2 separate regions of the Mus musculus genome follow, and region 2 is linked to region 1. The links are chromatin loops, found by intact Hi-C in ENCODE. Cell type or tissue: heart. All regions are shown on one strand.

Evidence for each region. Hi-C counts contacts between places; a loop is a spot of excess contacts. Peaks named below come from ENCODE experiments on the same cell type or tissue, not always from the same donor. Only the 100,000 strongest peaks of a DNase experiment are listed, where the experiment ranks them.
Region 2: it touches region 1 in a loop (6-fold over the local background); 37 of 42 quality-filtered maps call a loop at or near these places.

What each region holds. Positions count from the first base shown.
Region 1 is chr5:136,249,336-136,257,335 of GRCm38, forward strand. Gm30408 (a long non-coding RNA gene) reads left to right here. Exons shown (of 4, transcript XR_868600.2): 3 at 250-294; 4 at 1,517-2,526. It also overlaps a transcript of Cux1 not described here. Among named protein-coding and RNA genes, the nearest start is that of Gm30408, 7.9 kb to the left of the region's middle. In heart, CTCF peaks have their summits at 1,879 (motif pointing left) and 3,771 (motif pointing left); a DNase peak (open chromatin) is centred at 3,756.
Region 2 is chr5:136,198,279-136,206,278 of GRCm38, forward strand. It overlaps Prkrip1 (Prkr interacting protein 1 (IL11 inducible)), which reads right to left and starts at 676. Exons shown (of 6, transcript NM_025774.3): 1 at 497-676. The coding sequence starts at 622. In heart, no CTCF peak of the experiment used is centred here; DNase peaks (open chromatin) are centred at 793, 1,467 and 3,703; H3K4me3 peaks cover 1,714 bases; H3K27ac peaks cover 1,643 bases.

The sequences.
Region 1 (8,000 bases):
ACAGCCCAGGTCCTAGGGTGGATGGCCTTGGAGATACTCCTGAGCCAACCTACTTCCCAGATGCTTAGAAAGAAGCAGACACAGAGTTCCTGGAGTTAGTCTCCTAACACTGTGGGCATATTCAATAAGAACACCAGACTTGGAACCCAGGCTAGCAATAGGGCTATGTTTCACTATGCCTAGCAGGGGGCAGTGGTTTCTGATGCTGGAGCCTTCCAGGCCCACACTTACTATCCCTCTATTTGGCAGATGGAGGCATCACTCATCCTGTGACCTTGAACTGTCCTCAGCCAAGTGAGTATAAAGGGTTTCTGTACCTGGGTAGACAGTTGCACATGGGCCTCTGTGTAGCCCATGGTCTGTTCCCTGGAGATCTAGTTAGGTCTGCTTTTTTACCTGCCTTAACCTTCCACCAATGCTGGAAATGGAACCCAGGGTCTTGTTAGGTATGCTAGGCAAGCATCATACCTCTGAGCCATGCCCCCAGGCCCTCCCTGGGGGATTCTAGGCAGGGGCTCTACCACAGAGCCACGCCCCCAGCCCCTCCCTGGGGGATTCTAGGCAGGGGCTCTACCACAGAGCCACGCCCCCAGCCCCTCCCTGGGGGATTCTAGGCAGGGGCTCTACCACTGAGCCACGCCCCCAGCCCCTCACTGGGGGATTCTAGGCAGGGGCTCTACCACTGAGCCACGCCCCCAGCCCCTCACTGGGGATTCTAGACAGGGACTCTACTACTGAACTATATCTCTACTTGTCTTTGTACTTTTTGAGAGAAGGTCTCATTAAGTTGTCCAGATTGTCTTCGGACATGCTGTGTAACCCAGGCAGGGCTTGAACTTGTGATCCTCCTGCTTCAGCCTCCTTAGTAGTTGGGATGACAAGCCTTCCTTCATCTGTATGCCTAGTTCCTTAATCATCTTCCCACAAAGCCCTCGCAGGCCTGGGTCCCTGGCCTCCTCTCCAGAATAGCTTGGCTGTGTTCCAGCCTGGGGGCCTGATATTGGGGTGTTTCTTCTCTCTAGAATGCATTGAAGTCCTCAGCCTTGGGGAGGAGACAGAAGTGAGCCAGCGCTGAGGACATGGCACGGGGGGTTAGGGGTAGAGGGCTCAGGAAACCCTCTACACTGTAGCAGCACTCTGCCACCCAGAAAGGCTTGGAGACACGGTGGCCAATGTGTGCACACTCACCAGAAAGACCAGGCAGTGCAGGAACAAGGTGTAAAAGAAGCTGATGGTGCGGGCCATCTTGTTGGAGAGAATCAGACGGCCCTGAAGGCAAACAAAGGGGATGTAGGGCAGGGTTGCTCTGTGCTCCTTTCTGAAGAGGTATGCAGGCGGGGGTGGGGGGTGGGTGGGGGGCTACTTTCCCCCGGGACAAATGGGGATACTCAGACGGCAAAGGTGAGTTCTTTGGGTGCATGCATGTACACACACATCCGTGGAAGCCAGAAGTCGGTGTCAGGTGTCAGGTGTCTTCTTTAATCACCTGCCACTTTTATTTATTTTATTGAAACAGGCTCTTTAGTCTGGCTGGCCTGGAACTCCCAATGTGTGCCTTTGATCACACAGAGACCCTCTTGCCTCTGCCATGCGGCCCACTGTGCCTGGATCCACTTTTTTAAAATTGTTTTTAAAGACTGTCCCTTTGAGAACCTGGAGCCCAGATTTGGCTAAACTCGGCAGCCAGCAAACCTCACATTTCTCTGAGTCCCACCACTCCAATCCCCCCACCCCGCTAATGCTGGTTTCAGGAGCTTGTCATGGCACCAGGCAGGTATCATGGTGACTCAAACTCAAGTCCTGTGTGCTCAGCAAACACTGCATCTGCAGAGCGACCGACACCCAGCACCCGGTACAGTTTCTGGCAAATGGTGCCTCCTGCAGGCCAGTTTCTGAAACTACAGTCAACGAGGCTATCCAAGGAGCTGTCCCAGAAGGGCCCAGAAGAGGGTTGCATGATCTCAGAGCTTCTTCAGAGGGGATGAAGAACAAAGACGAACATCCACCACAGGTGGATACAAGGGTATGGACTCACCATGCCAAGTGTGGCCTTGTCCCAGGGGCTCAGGCCCAGGTACTTCCTCTGCCGCTCCTGAAGGACAGAGAGACATGGAGGAAGGGTCCCACAGAGAGAGGGGACCTGTGTAAAGCCGCCTGAATCTTCATGTTACTTTACAACACCAGAGGGCTGCAAGGATTCCCTGGGTGCCTAATCTGTGTCACACTCAATATGAGAGCCTGGGCTCCCTAATCTAGCAGCCCCTTCTGCCTGTAGGAAAGTCCTTCATGGGCACAGCTTCTATAATCTAGGAGAGGCTTGGAGTGGTTCCTGCCCCCAGTCACCTGACACAGGGAGTTGTGACCCCTTTGCTGATCTGCCTGTCCCTATAGGTGTACTCTGGGTTAACCTGTTCACCAGTAGTTCTCAACCAGTGGGTCGGGTGGGTCGTGACTCCTTTCACAGGGGTCACCTAAGACCATTCTGCATATCAGACATTTACATTACAATTCATAGCAGCAGCAACATTGCAGTCATGAAGTAGCAATGAAAATAACTTTAAGGTTGGGGGTCACAACACGAGGAACTGTATGAAAGGGCGGCAGTACTGGGAAGGCTGAGAACCGCTGCTGTTCCTATTGGATAGATCACAGGGCCCCCAATGGAGGAACTAGAGAAAGTACCCAAGGAGCTAAAGAGATCTGCAACCCTGTAGGTGCAACATTATGAACTAACCAGTACCCCGGAGCTCTTGTCTCTAGCTGCATATGTATCAAAAGATGGCCTTGTCGGCCATCACTGGAAAGAGAGGCCCATTGGATTTGCAAACTTTATATGCCCCAGTACAGGGGAACGCCAGGGCCAAAAAGGGGGAGTGGGTGGGTAGGGGAGTGGGGGTGGGTGGGTATGGGGGACTTTTGGGATAGCATTGGAAATGTAAATGAGGAAGATACCTAATAAAAAATAAATAAATATGGGAAAAAAAAAAAGAACTGTTGCTGTTCACTGGCCCACAGTTTACATTACACCTGAGGGGTTCAGAGGTGGCCCAGCAGTTCGGGAGAGTGTGCATGAGAAGGCAGGACACAGGGAGCAAAGGACATTGTTTTATAGCTCTATGGCTGGGTCAGGCCCACAGACCCTCATGGAGGACTCTAGGCAGCACTGTACCCCGGAGCTACATTCTCAGCCCCAGAGTTCCTACTCACCCTCTTGCTGAAGGAGGAGAAAGGGTCCAGGCGTTCCTCGTATTGGGAGGAGTATCGCAGCTCCGTGTCGTCACTGCCGATACCCTGCATGGAGAAAGAGGGTACACGCAGTCAGTCATCAGGGGTTTGGGAGTCTGGGCTCCAGGGAGGACAGGATTAGAACTGGAGGGGAGGGCGGCAGGGCGCCAGTGCTAATAGGACCAGCATGTTGTGGCACGGGCCAGGGTGTGTGTGTGTGTGTGTGTGCGCGCGTGTGTGGGTATGTGTAGGGGGGAAGGGGACGAGGGTGGGGAGGCGGGTCACAGTTCCACTGGGGAGCTAAATCTTAGAAAGGCTGGAATGTACAAGTCACAGTTCCCAGTGGGAGGGGCAGTTTTGTGTATGTGTGTTTTCGGGAACCTTGAACTTCCGGCCTTTAGTGATCCTCTTGTCTCGGCCTCCCAAGAAGTTAGGGCCACAGGTGAGTGCCGCTGAGCTAGCTACGCGGAAAGGGCCTGAGGTAGCCAGGAGGCGCTTTTCCTAACAGCCCCTGGAGGCTCTGGTTTGCGGAACCCGGGTGCCCTCTAGTGGCCTAAAGAGGGCTGTTGCTTCATTTGGGTGGGAATGGGTCTTATTAAGGCCACAGACATCCCAGCTTCCTCTCTCCCTCAGTTTCTTTTCTTTTCTGTGTCTCTGTGTACATGCGCGCGTGCACACGTATGCACGCGTACATGTGCAAGCACGGAGGCCCTGAGGTCAGGAGTCTTCCTCGATTATACTCCACTTATTCACTGAGGCAAGAGCTCTCGCTCGAACTACAGCTTGTCTTTACAGCTAGCCGAGCTAAAGCTTGCCCCTCTGCCTTCGGAATTCTGGACTTACAGGCAGGCTGCCACGCCTAGCTGCCATTTACGTGGGAGCCAGGGATCTGAACTCTAGTCCACAGGTTTGCATGGCAAGCATCTCACCCCTGGAGCCATCTCCCCCAGCTCTTTTCCTACCTTCTGCCTTCCCTGAGCTGCGGAAGGGGTTTCTGTGTGCATGGTGGACCCTGCCTGGGAGGCCTGGGGCCTCGAAAAAGCCACCACAACAAACAGGCTTCTAGCCTTTTCTGTTCATTGTTTTTGGGGTGTGCATTATAGATGGTCTTTATATTTTTTGTTTTTTTCTAAAATGTAGTTTTTGTGTGTATGTGTGGTTTGCCTACATGTATGTGTGTGTGCCACACGTGTGCAGTGCCCACAGAAGTCAGAAAATAGTGTCTCTCCAACGATTGTAATCCGTTTTTTAGACAGAGTCTCATTAGGAAGTCTAGGCTGGACTCCAATTAGTGAGCCTCCCATGTCTGCCTTCCACCATCTTCAGGTACTATGCACGGAGCAGACAGCTGACAGGTGGGAAGGGAGGTGTGTATCTTTGGGGGTCCCCCTGGTGCTGACCACCCAGTGGATTACTGCTTAACGCTCCCTGATCTTGCCCCACACGCCATCCATAGTTTCTCTGGGAAGAAGAGGAGCACGTGTGGGGTGGGGGTGGGGGACTCACTCTGCCAGGGTAACTCTGCAGGAACTTGATCTTCTCAAAGAGTTTGATGTTGTCAGCGCGCAGGCTGTCCAGCTCGCTCTGCAGGGCCTGGATGGTGTGCTGGGCCATGCGGCTCTCCTGGGAATGGGGGCAGGGCAAAGATGGACAAAGGTGAGATGTGAGGGCTTCATTTGCCTGGGGCCTTTTCTGTGTCTTGGTGTGTGAATATTTGCATGTAAAAGTGTGTGTGTGTCTGTGGATGCTAGAGATGGGTTCTGGGGATTGAACTTAGGTCCTCATGTTTGCACAGTGAACACTTTACCCGCTGAGCATCTCCCCAGCCTCTCATGGGCCTGAAGTGCTGACTCTCCTCACAGATGCCCCAGCTAGAAAGTCTTTTTGCAGGAAAGTCAATTTCTTCATATTTGAATTTTCTATTTGTTATGTTTGGGTCATTTAAAATGGCATTTTAAGAAGATTTACTTTTATTTTATGTGTATGAGTATATGGCTCACACAGAGGCCAGAACAGGGTATCAGATTCCCCTGGGGATGAAGTTACAGACAGTTGTGGATTGCCAGGCAACTGGGAAATGAACCTGGCTCCTCCTCAAGAGCAGTAAGTACTCTCAACCTCTGAGCCACCTCTCCAGCCTTATGTTTTGGATCCTTATGCCTTTCAGAGATTGTGTGCTGAAGGCTTATTCTCCAGTCTAGGGGGGTATTGAGAGGGGAGAACCTTGAGAAGGCGGGGCCTCATGGGAACAAGCTATGCGATTGGAGGTGTGCACCTGGAGAGAATACGGAGACTCCAACCCTTCCTATTTCATTGCTTACTGGCAGCCATAAAATAAGCAGCTTGCCTTTATCATATGCGTCTCCATGATATGCTGCCTGGCCACAGCCCAAGGCAACCATGCTAACCCAGAACATATCGAAAGGTCTGAAACCATGACCTCCCCTCCCAAACCTCTCCTCCTCTACACCCCATCTTTTTTGCTTTTAGTCCTGGGGATGGAACCTAAGGCCTTATATTATGCCAGGCAGGTGCTCTACCACTGAGCCACGCCCCCAGCCCCTCCCTGGGGGATTCTAGGCAGGTGCTCTACCACTGAGCCACGCCCCCAGCCCCTCCCTGGGGGATTCTAGGCAGGTGCTCTACCACTGAGCCACGCCCCCAGCCCCTCCCTGGGGGATTCTAGGCAGGGGCTCTACCACTGAGCCACGCCCCCAGCCCCTCCCTGGGGGATTCTAGGCGGGGCTCTACCACTGAGCCACGCCCCCAGCCCCTCCCTGGGGGATTCTAGGCAGGGGCTCTACCACTGAGCCACGCCCCCAGCCCCTCATTGGGGGATTCTAGGCAGGAGCTCTACCACTGAGCCACGCCCCCAGCCCCTCACTGGGGGAATCTAGGCTGGGGCTCTACCACTGAGCCACGCCCCCAGCCCCCTCATTGGGGGATTCTAGGCAGGGGCTCTACTGCTGAGCCACGCCCCCAGCCCCTCACTGGTTGATTCTAGGCAGGGGCTCTACCACTGAGCCACATCCCCAGCCCCTCCCTGGGGGATTCTAGGCAGGGGCTATTCTGTTGAGGCACATCCCAGCCCTACCACTGACTTATATCTTCAGCCTTTTCTTTTCTTGAAACAGGGTCTTTCTAAATTGCCCAGGCTGGCTTTGAATTTAAGATATTCTGTTTCAGCCTCTTCAGAAAATGGGATTATAGACCTGTGCCACCAGTCCTGGCATAAAATCCTTTCTTATTGGGGTCAGCCATACTCTCTCCCATCCATTCTTTTTTCCCATTTTCCAACGTGCTGCAGATTTCCTCTGTGGATGGTTGAACCCGGTGGCTTTGTGCCTGAGTGGCCCAGGTACACTCTACTGCACTCCTGCTCATAGCATCTGTGGGTATTCCAGGCAGTCTGGTGCCCACCCTTGGGTCTTGTGTTCTATATCTCCTTCTTCCAACCCTGAAAAAAATCCCCAGTGTTCTTTACTTTGAGTTCGTGAATACTTCTTAAAGCCCAAAGTGGCACAGCCTCCTCCAGGAAGTCTCAACTGCATGGAGTACATCTAATCCTATTGCCAGTTCAGTATCTGTTGTTTTCCCCAAGCCTATGTCTTTCTACATTTGTGTCCTCAGATTTGAAGCCTACGGGGAACAGGAAGTAGGGTGGGACTCACGGCTTCCAGCTCTTGGTTCCGGGTGCGGAAACGTTCCCTTTGGCTGGAGATGATGGAAAGCAGGGAGTCCACCTGGCCTTCTGGAAGGGTCCCACTGGATGACATTGAGGGTCCTAGGAGATCGCAGGAAACGGCTTGGGTGTCATGGTGGTACCCTGCCCCCATCTGTACTGACAGAGAGCCAGGTCCCAACATTTCCTTCCCATGACTTGAGCTAAATGGGACCTTGCATCATGTCTGGTGAGCTGCGGTGGGGGTGCCCCATCTAAGATCTGTGATGTCCTACAATAGCTCCAAATGCAGCAGTGGAGATGGTGACAGTGGTGGGGGTGGAATGCCAGAGAAACACGGGCACGCTGAAGGCTCTGGGGAGCTAGGAGCAGCCCACAGCACCCTTTCCTGAGGTCACTGGCAAGCCATAGAGACAGAGGCTGCATTGCTGGGACAGGCCCCTTCTTGCTTGGAGGGAGAACATAAACTTTGGGAATCTGAGTTCCTAACAGGCTCCAAGGGCTTTCCTTGGCCCCTAACTCCTTGGGTGAGTGTTATTTGGCCAGGCCTTCCTCACCATAGAACAGAGCTGTAGCTTCCTTGATGGGTTCTGGAATCTTCTCTAGGCCTTGCTCGGAAGCTCCCTGCAGGGTAAAAAGGAAAAGATAAGCCTTATTTGCAGCACGGTGGGGGACTTTCCAGGGTGGGCAGTGTCACTGTGGGAGCTGGAGCTCGTGAGTCTGCTGGCCTGGACCAGACACAGCGTGTGCACAGGGCCCACTGCAGCTCTGGCGGCCGGGGTCCGGCAGCCTGCTTCCCCCCTGGCCACACACTGCCCTGGTGTGTAAGGCTTTACTACTGTGACCTAGGGTCTTCCGGCTTCCCTCTCCAGCATGGTTTTTCATCCCTCATAGGACAGGTGGCAGGCCAGCGAGGTGGCTCAGCAGGTAAGTCAGTCTCTAGAACCACACGGTGGAAGGAGAGAACTCACTCCTGCCAGTTGTCCTCTGGCCTCCACAAGAGCCCTGATAGGTTACTCTGTCTCTGTCTCTCTCTCATACACATATAGGAATGAATGAATGAATGAATGAATGAATAAATGAACAAGTGAAT
Region 2 (8,000 bases), 51 kb before region 1:
ACTACGTAGACCACGCTCGCCTCGAATTTGTAGCAAACTTCTGGGGTCAGCCACCAGAGTGCTGGGATAGCAGGTGTGCACCACCATACCCAGCTCCCACCGCTTTGGTTCATATATTAAAATAGAAAGGGCTGTGAAGCAATACTGAATAGTAGCGCAGGGCTGTCATCCCAGCTCGTAGGGAAGATAAGGTAAGAGGAGCCGGGATGCGAGGAGCCCGGATGCGAGGTCTGCCTATCTTACAAAGCCGATTCGGTACGGAACGTGGACAGCACGAGCAACGCCATGATACCGCAAACAGCAAACTAAGAAAAAGGAGGGTGTGGAGGGCTGGGCAGCGCCTTCGTGCAGCTACGCTGTAGGACAAGAACAGGAGCGAGGCTCCCTCCACGGGGCCGCCCTCTCCGCCCCAGGGTTGCTCTAGGGGGACTGAATGTAGCCTTGCTCGGTCTGGCGGCGGGGTGAAGGGACTGCGCCTCGGCCCACTTCCACTCACCGGGTTCTTCATGAGCCGCTCCAGCTTGAGCTTCTGCTCCTCGGCCGCATTCTTGGGGATGACCAGCGTCTGCGGCTCTTTCTTGGGCCTGGGCGGTCTCACAGAAGCGGCAGCAGGACTCGCCATAGCCGCTCTCCTACTCCTTTACGAAAGCTGCCGGCGGCCGCTCGTATTGATGACGACAGAAGAGCGCGCCAACCGCGCACGCGCACTCTCAAACCCCCGGGGGGAGGGGCGCTCTCCTGAGGCGCATGCGCACTCTCTCCTCGGAGGTACGAGGCAGTCCTAAGCAGCTTGCTTGAATATTCATGAACGCGAGGTCAGTGTGGTTTATTTTGATCATAGCACTTTAATTTCATTTCCTGTTTCAAAACAAATCAGGGCTGCCTGATTCTCACATCCGGAGAGGAAGAGACGGCCTTTAGTGATGATGAGTGGGCTGGCCCCAGGCGACGTCTCAGGTCCCCAAGGACTTCGCACAGCTTGCTCTGGGACTCTTGGCACGTCCCTCCCAGTTTCGCTCGCTCCTGGGCTTTGTCTTTTTTTTCCGTTTCTTTTTTATCTATTCTACTTTCTCCCTACCCCACTCTCTCTTCCTCCTCCTCCTCTTCTCTCCCCTTCTCCGCCCTCTCCATATCGTCTCCTTCCCTCCCTCTTTTCCTTCCTTCCTTTCCTTTCCTTTTTTTTTTTTTTTTTTTTTTTTTTTTTGTTTTTTTGTTTGTTTGTCTTGTTTTTCAACACAGAGTTTCTCTGTATATCTCTGTCCTGGAACTTGGTTTGTAGACCAGGCTGTCTTCGAACTCTCGGAGATCCGCCAGCCTCTCACACCCCGATTCCTATAATAATCTTATAATCTCCTTTGTAACTGAACTCTTAAGACAGACCCGATCTCCTTGGCCACGCTGAAAGTACAGCGCCACCAGTCGAGCCTGAGTATGTGAGTCTGTTTTAGAATAAAGGAAGTTGCCATTCCAATCTACCTGACGAGGAATTAACTTCAAGTCTTTCACTTGAAGGTGAAAGTAATGGAGAATGATGGAACTGCGGCCTTCTGGTGGTGGAGTGTTTTGTTGACCATGCGTGAGGCACTGAAGTAGCTCCCTATAGTAAAAGATGTTAAGAGCCAGCAGTGGTGGTGCAGGCCTGTAATCTCAGCACCCAGGGAGTTACAGGCAGATGGATCCCTGAGTTCAAGGCCATCCTGGTCTGTAGAGAGAGAGTTCCAGGACAGCCAGAACTACACAGAGAAAGCCAGTCTCAAAAAACAAACAACAAAAAAACAAGCAACAACAAAACAAGCAACAACAAAAACCCAAGATGGTAACAGTAACATCTTGTAGGCAAGGAAACTGAAACAAGTCCTTTATTAGAAGAAGCTTATTAGAATGAAAGGGCCTCAAAGCTGACTGTTGCTGGAGATGGAGGGAGAACAATAGACAGTACAGTATATGGATCTCTGAACGTGGTGGGGCCTTAAAGGGAGCAAGAGGCTTCCCTTTGGAACCTGGAGAGGAGCTTCATTAAAACTGGAAGGAAGGCCGGGCAGTGGTGGCACACGCCTTTACTCCCAGCACTCCGGAGGCAGAGGCAGGCAGATTTCTGAGTTTGAGGCCAGCCTGGTCTACAGAGTGAGTTCCAGGACAGCCAGGGCTACACAGAGAAACACTGTCTGGAAAAAAAGAAAAAAGAAAAAAACAAAACTGTGAAGAAGAGAAAGGAGAGAAGTCAGAAGAGGTAGTGTGTGGGGTACAGAGGAGCCTCTTCAGAAATCCAGGATAATCTTGCAGCAATCCCCCCCCCCACACCCAGGAGTGACCAAATTCCCAGAACATAGGAAGGGGCTTTTTTGGTAACTCTTTAGGGGCAGCACAAAGTTTCTCACCATATGGTTTAGTTCAGCACAGTGAATATGACACAAAACACAGAAGGGCAAGATGCCATAAACAGAGAGCTGCTAGATCACACCACTGACTGATTCTGAACTCTACCCCAGAGAGAGCTGCTGGCAGGTATGCCTGACTCAGGCTATGGGAGATGGCCTAAAGGCACAAGCCTGTAGAAGAAGGAGAAGGAGAAGGAGAAGGAGAAGAAGAAAGAAGAAGAAAAGAAAGAAAGAAAGAAAGAAAGAAAGAAAGAAAGAAAAGAAAGAAAGATAGAAAGAAAACTATCCAGAGGAGTGCAGTAGCACATACATGTGATCTTAGTATTTAGGAGGCAGAGGGACAGAGATTTCAAAACAAGCTGGGGCTATATCACAAGACCTTGTCTGAAAAAAAAAAATTAAGGGCACCAGTCATGATGCTAGGAACCTTTAATTCCAGTGCTTGGGTGGCAGAACTCTATGAGTTCAAGGCCAGCCTGGTCTGCATATCAAGTTTAGGGCAGCCAGGACTACATAGTAATGTTCTATCTCAAAACACAGCCAGGACAAAAGGAACTGAGGGCTTGCTCTGCTCCGTGGTAGAGACGTGCCCAGAGTCCACCAGTGAGGTCACTGACGATGGCCATATTTGCCCAGCATGTACAGGTACCGGTTCCAGCATGTACGGGTCCCGGCTTCCGATCCCTGTACTGTACATAATAACATTATTATTTAAATATATAATCAGCGAATTGATTCCTAATAACATCTTGTCCTAAGTAAAAGCGTGTTTACTTAAATCCTATGCCAAATCACTTTCTAGAAGCTGCAACCCCATAACAACCCTTTCTAATACCTGATTTCTGCAGACAGCCATGATTGCACTTGTTCTGTGTGGGGTGTGCATTTGGTGGCTTTCACTGCTGTTAGGTTCCCTCTCCCCCCCCTCCTCCTCCTCTTCCTCCTCCTCCTCCTCCCCTCCCCTCTCCTCCTCCTCCTCCCCTCCCCTCTCCTCCTCCTCCTTCTCCTCCCCTCCCCTCCTCCTGATCCCCTCCTCCTCCTGATCCCTTCCTCCTCCTCCTCCCCTCCCCCTTCTCCTCCCCTTCCTCCTCCCCCTCCTCTTCCACTCCTTATTAGAGAGAGAAAAAACCTGACACCCATGCTGCTTGCCTCAGGATCACACAGACTGACGCCCAGTGGTCTGTCCCCAAATCTTCGCAGACGTGAGTCATGGCAAAAGTCGTGGTGGGTGGGGATGACATCCTGGCAGGACAGTTTACATGGTGCCTCCTCAAGGCAGCACCCAGATCCCACTTTTCTTTCATCTCTGGACTCTCTTCCCAGGCTTTGGACCTAGAGTACTACATACTACCACCAGAGGGCAGCAATGTACCACTCAGGCCCCACGGGCCCTGGAACTCCATCCATAGTGCTGCTTTATCTTCCTGGCTGGAAACCCAGACTGGGACCCCAGTGAACAAGCTCCAAAGGCAGGAGACCAAAGAGTATTGTATTGGTGCACACCTGTAATCACGGCACTCGGGGCCAACCTCGGCTGCAAAGTGAGCTTCAGGCCATCCTGGACTACATGAGAGCCTGTCTTAAAAAATAAAATAGGAGTAGCCAGAAGTCGTGTGCAGGCCTGGAATACCTCATGGTGGAGGTGACTAGCAATGAACATTTCAGCTCTGCATGGCTGCAAGGCTTGTATGTCTCTTGACACTGCCTTCCAGGGTTTTCTACTCTGAGGCCTGCCTAGCTGTATAGCTGTCCATCAAGAAGTATCAATGGGCCGGGCATGGTGGTGCACGCCTTTAATCCCAGCACTTGGGAGGCAGAGGCAGGTGGATTTCTGAGTTCAAAGCCAGCCTGGTCTACAGAGTGAGTTCCAGGACAGCCAGGGCTACATAGAGAAACCCTGTCTCGAAAAACCAAAGAAGAAGAAGGAGGAGAAGGAGAAGAAGGAAGAAGAAGAAGAAGAAGAAGAAGAAGAAGAAGAAGAAGAAGAAGAAGAAGAAGAAGAAAGAAGAAAAGAACAAGAAGAAGAAGTAGTAGTAGTAGTAGTAGTAGTCTGGGTCCCAAGAACCAAAAGATGGAACCATCAGTTGAAAAAGTATTTAAAACTGATCAGGGGAGCTGGAGAGATGGCTCAGTGGTTAAGAGCACCGACTGCTCTTCCAAAGGTCCTGAGTTCAAATCCCACCAACCACATGGTGGCTCACAACCATCTGTAATGAGATCTGACGCCCTCTTCTGGTGTGTCTGAAGTCAGCTACAGTGTACTTAGATATAATAATAAAAAGTCTTAAAAAAAAAAAAAAAAAAAAAAAAACAACTGATCGGGGCTGGGGAGATGGCTCAGCTGTTAAGAGCACTAACTACTCTTCCAGAGGACCCAGGTTCCAGTCTAAGCACCTATATGTTGACACAATCATCTATCTGTAACTCCAGTTGCAGGGGATACAGTGCCCTTTTCTGACCCATAAACATATATAGAGGCAAAACATCTTCACACATAAAACTTTAATGTGTGTGTGTGTGTGTGTGTGTGTGTGTGTGTATGGCTCTCGTTAATTATGTGACTGTGTGTGTGGATGGAGATGCACACATGAGTATACCAGCAGAGGTCACAGGTGGCGGATTCCCTAAGGCTAGACGCACAGGCAGTTGTGAGCCTCCTGACATGGCTACTTGGAAGTGAACTTGGGTCCTCTCCAAGAGTAGCCCATGAGTGTCCCTGCTGAGTCCTCTCTGCAGTCCTCCTGCCTAGGTCTCATTCGCGGTGTTCTCATGTCACAAGGGAGTCCTACACCTTTGCTGCACTTTGTGTGGTGGGTTCTACTGCCTCCCTTGCAGCTGCCTTCATCTCTCCTTTCTCGAGTGTCCCAGGGGCAAACATGAGCCTTTTGTGTGTCTTTGATCTCCACTCTTGTCATTCAGCCTCATACAGGTCTCTCCCCAGGGGCAGAAAGCGGAAGTTCACGTGTGATCGGGATATGATGAGATGGGGCCAGGTGGGACATCTTCTCTGTTCTATTGTTGGAGCTGTGAAGAGGTATGTGTGTGTGGGGGGGGAGGAGGGTTTGTCAATACCAGAGGTTGAACCCAGAGTCTCACAGATGTTATTCACAAACCACACTGCACTCCCATTTCCAAAATGTAGGATACCAAGCAGGTGCTCTACCACTGAGCTATAGGCATGCCCTGTGCTATAACACTGAACCACACACCCAGACTTTACCAAAGCACCTGTCTAGAATCCTCCAGTGAGGGGCTGGTTGTGGCTCAGTGTTAGAGCACCTGCCTAGAATCCCCCAGTGAGGGGCTGGGGGCGTGGCTCAATGGTAGAGTCCCTGCCTAGAATCCCCCAGGGAGGGGCTGGGGGCGTGGTTCAGTGGTAGAGCCCCTGCCTAGAATCCCCCAGTGAGGGGCTGGGGTGTGGCCCAGTGGTAGAGCCCCTGCCTAGAATCCCCCAGTGAGGAGCTGTGGGCGTGGCTCAGTGGTAGAGTGCTTGTGTACTACATGCAAGACCTTGGGTTCCATTCCTAGTACTGCAAAGAAAACAGGAGGAGAATGGACATTATTGTTGGGAGCCGCCCCCACATTCGCCGTCACAAGATGGCGCTGACATCCTGTGTTCTAAGTGGTAAACAAATAATCTGCGCATGAGCCAAGGGTATTACGACTACTTGTACTCTACCTTTCCCGTAAACGTCAGCTCGGCCATGGGCTGCAGCCAATCAGGGAGTGATGCGTCCTAGGCGAAATATAACGCTCCTAAAAAAGGGGACGGGGTGTTTCCGCCATTCTCTCTCGCTGGCATCTCTCTGGCTCTGCGCGCCCTGCGCTCGCTCGCTGCCTAAAGATGTAAACAATAGAGCGCGCGCGCCGGAGCTCTGGCTCCTAAAGATGTAATTGAAGGGGCTTTCGTTTTTGGGGCTGGGCGCTGGGTGCTTGCCCTCCTGGTTCCCAAAGATGTAAGCAATAAAGTTTTGCCGCAGAAGATTTTGGTTTGTTGCGTCTTTCCTGGCCGGGCGTGAGAACGCGATTAAGAATTGGTGCTGAAACCCGGGACGAGAAATTCCGGGACGAGAAAAAATCCGGGAAGAAAAAACCCGGGAGGAAACTCGGGACGGGAGTTTCACCGGCGCAGGGAAGATCCCTCATTCCAGAACCAGAACTGCGGGTCGCGGTAATAAAGGTTCCCGTAAAGCAGACTGTTAAGAAGGATTCAACTGCATAAATTCAGAACTTTTCAGCTGGGGAACGGCGGTAACCCGTAAGTATAGCTTTACGAGGTAAGCCTGGCCTTGAACTTTCTAAGGAAATTCAAGACAGTCTATCAGAAGTAAAGTGGAAAATAGCTTTATAAGGTATGTTTGGCCTTGAACTTTCTCTAGTGTTAGAAGCCCTTTTGTTCCTTTTCACATGTTATCAAGTGGTTAAGGCAGGGCGGATTCTGGATAAAGTTCAAGACAATCTATCAGAAGTAAAGCGGGGAGAGAGAATAGGAGCAAAGAGAAAATATGGTTCACAAAATAAGTATACAGGCCTTTCCAAGGGTCTTGAACCCGAGGAAAAGTTTAGGTCAGGTAAGAATACCTGGGGAGAGATTAAAAGGAAGGAAAAGGAAAAAGAAAAGAAAAAAGATCAATTAGAGAAGCCAGTTCTTAATAGTTCTGAATCAGATAAAAAGGCTATTAGGGCCTGGAAGGCGCTCTCCCGAGCAGGTGAAGCCACTGGACAATAATGACAGAGGCAGGCTCTTGCAGCCTACAAGGTCTTATTGTCCACCCTGGAGTTGTAGATCAGGATTGTAAAGGGGAACTTCAGGTTCTCTGTTCTTGTCCTCAAGTTGTCTTTTCTATATCACAAGGGGACAAAATAGCTCAACTAATAATTTTGCCAAGCCTACATGGCTGTTTTTTCTTCCTCTGGTATTCCTAGAGCTGCCAGAGGGATTGGTTCTACTAGAAATGATTCTGATTACTTAATAATGCCTTTAGATTGTTGTCAAATTTTATCTACTCACGTAGGGGTAAACCCTCGTGGCGTCAGGCCATTACAGGTCTGACAAATAGATGTCACGCATATTTCCTCCTTTGAGAGAAATCAATATTTACATGTTTAGAAGAAACCCACTTAAAAATGGGATTGTGGTATATACTGATGGATCAAAAACTGACATAGGTGCCTATGTGGCTAATGGTAAAGTGGTATCCAAACAGTATAATGAAATTTCACCTCAAGTGGTAAAATGTTTAGTGGTTTTAGAAGTTTTAAAAACCTTTTTAGAACCCCTTAATATTGTGTCAGATTCCTGTTATGTGGTTAATGCAGTAAATCTTTTAGAAGTGGCTGGAGTGATTAAGCCTTCCAGTAGAGTTGCCAATATTTTTCAGCAAATACAATTAGTTTTGTTATCTAGAAGATTTCCTGTTTATATTACTCATGTTAGAGCCCATTCAGGCCTACCTGGCCCCATGGCTCTGAGAAATGATTTGGCAGATAAGGCCACTAAAGTGGTGACTGCTGCCCTATCATCCCCGGTAGAGGCTGCAAGAAATTTTCATAACAATTTTCATGTGACGGCTAAAACATTACGCAGTCGTTTCTCCTTGACAAAAAAAGAAGCCCGTGACA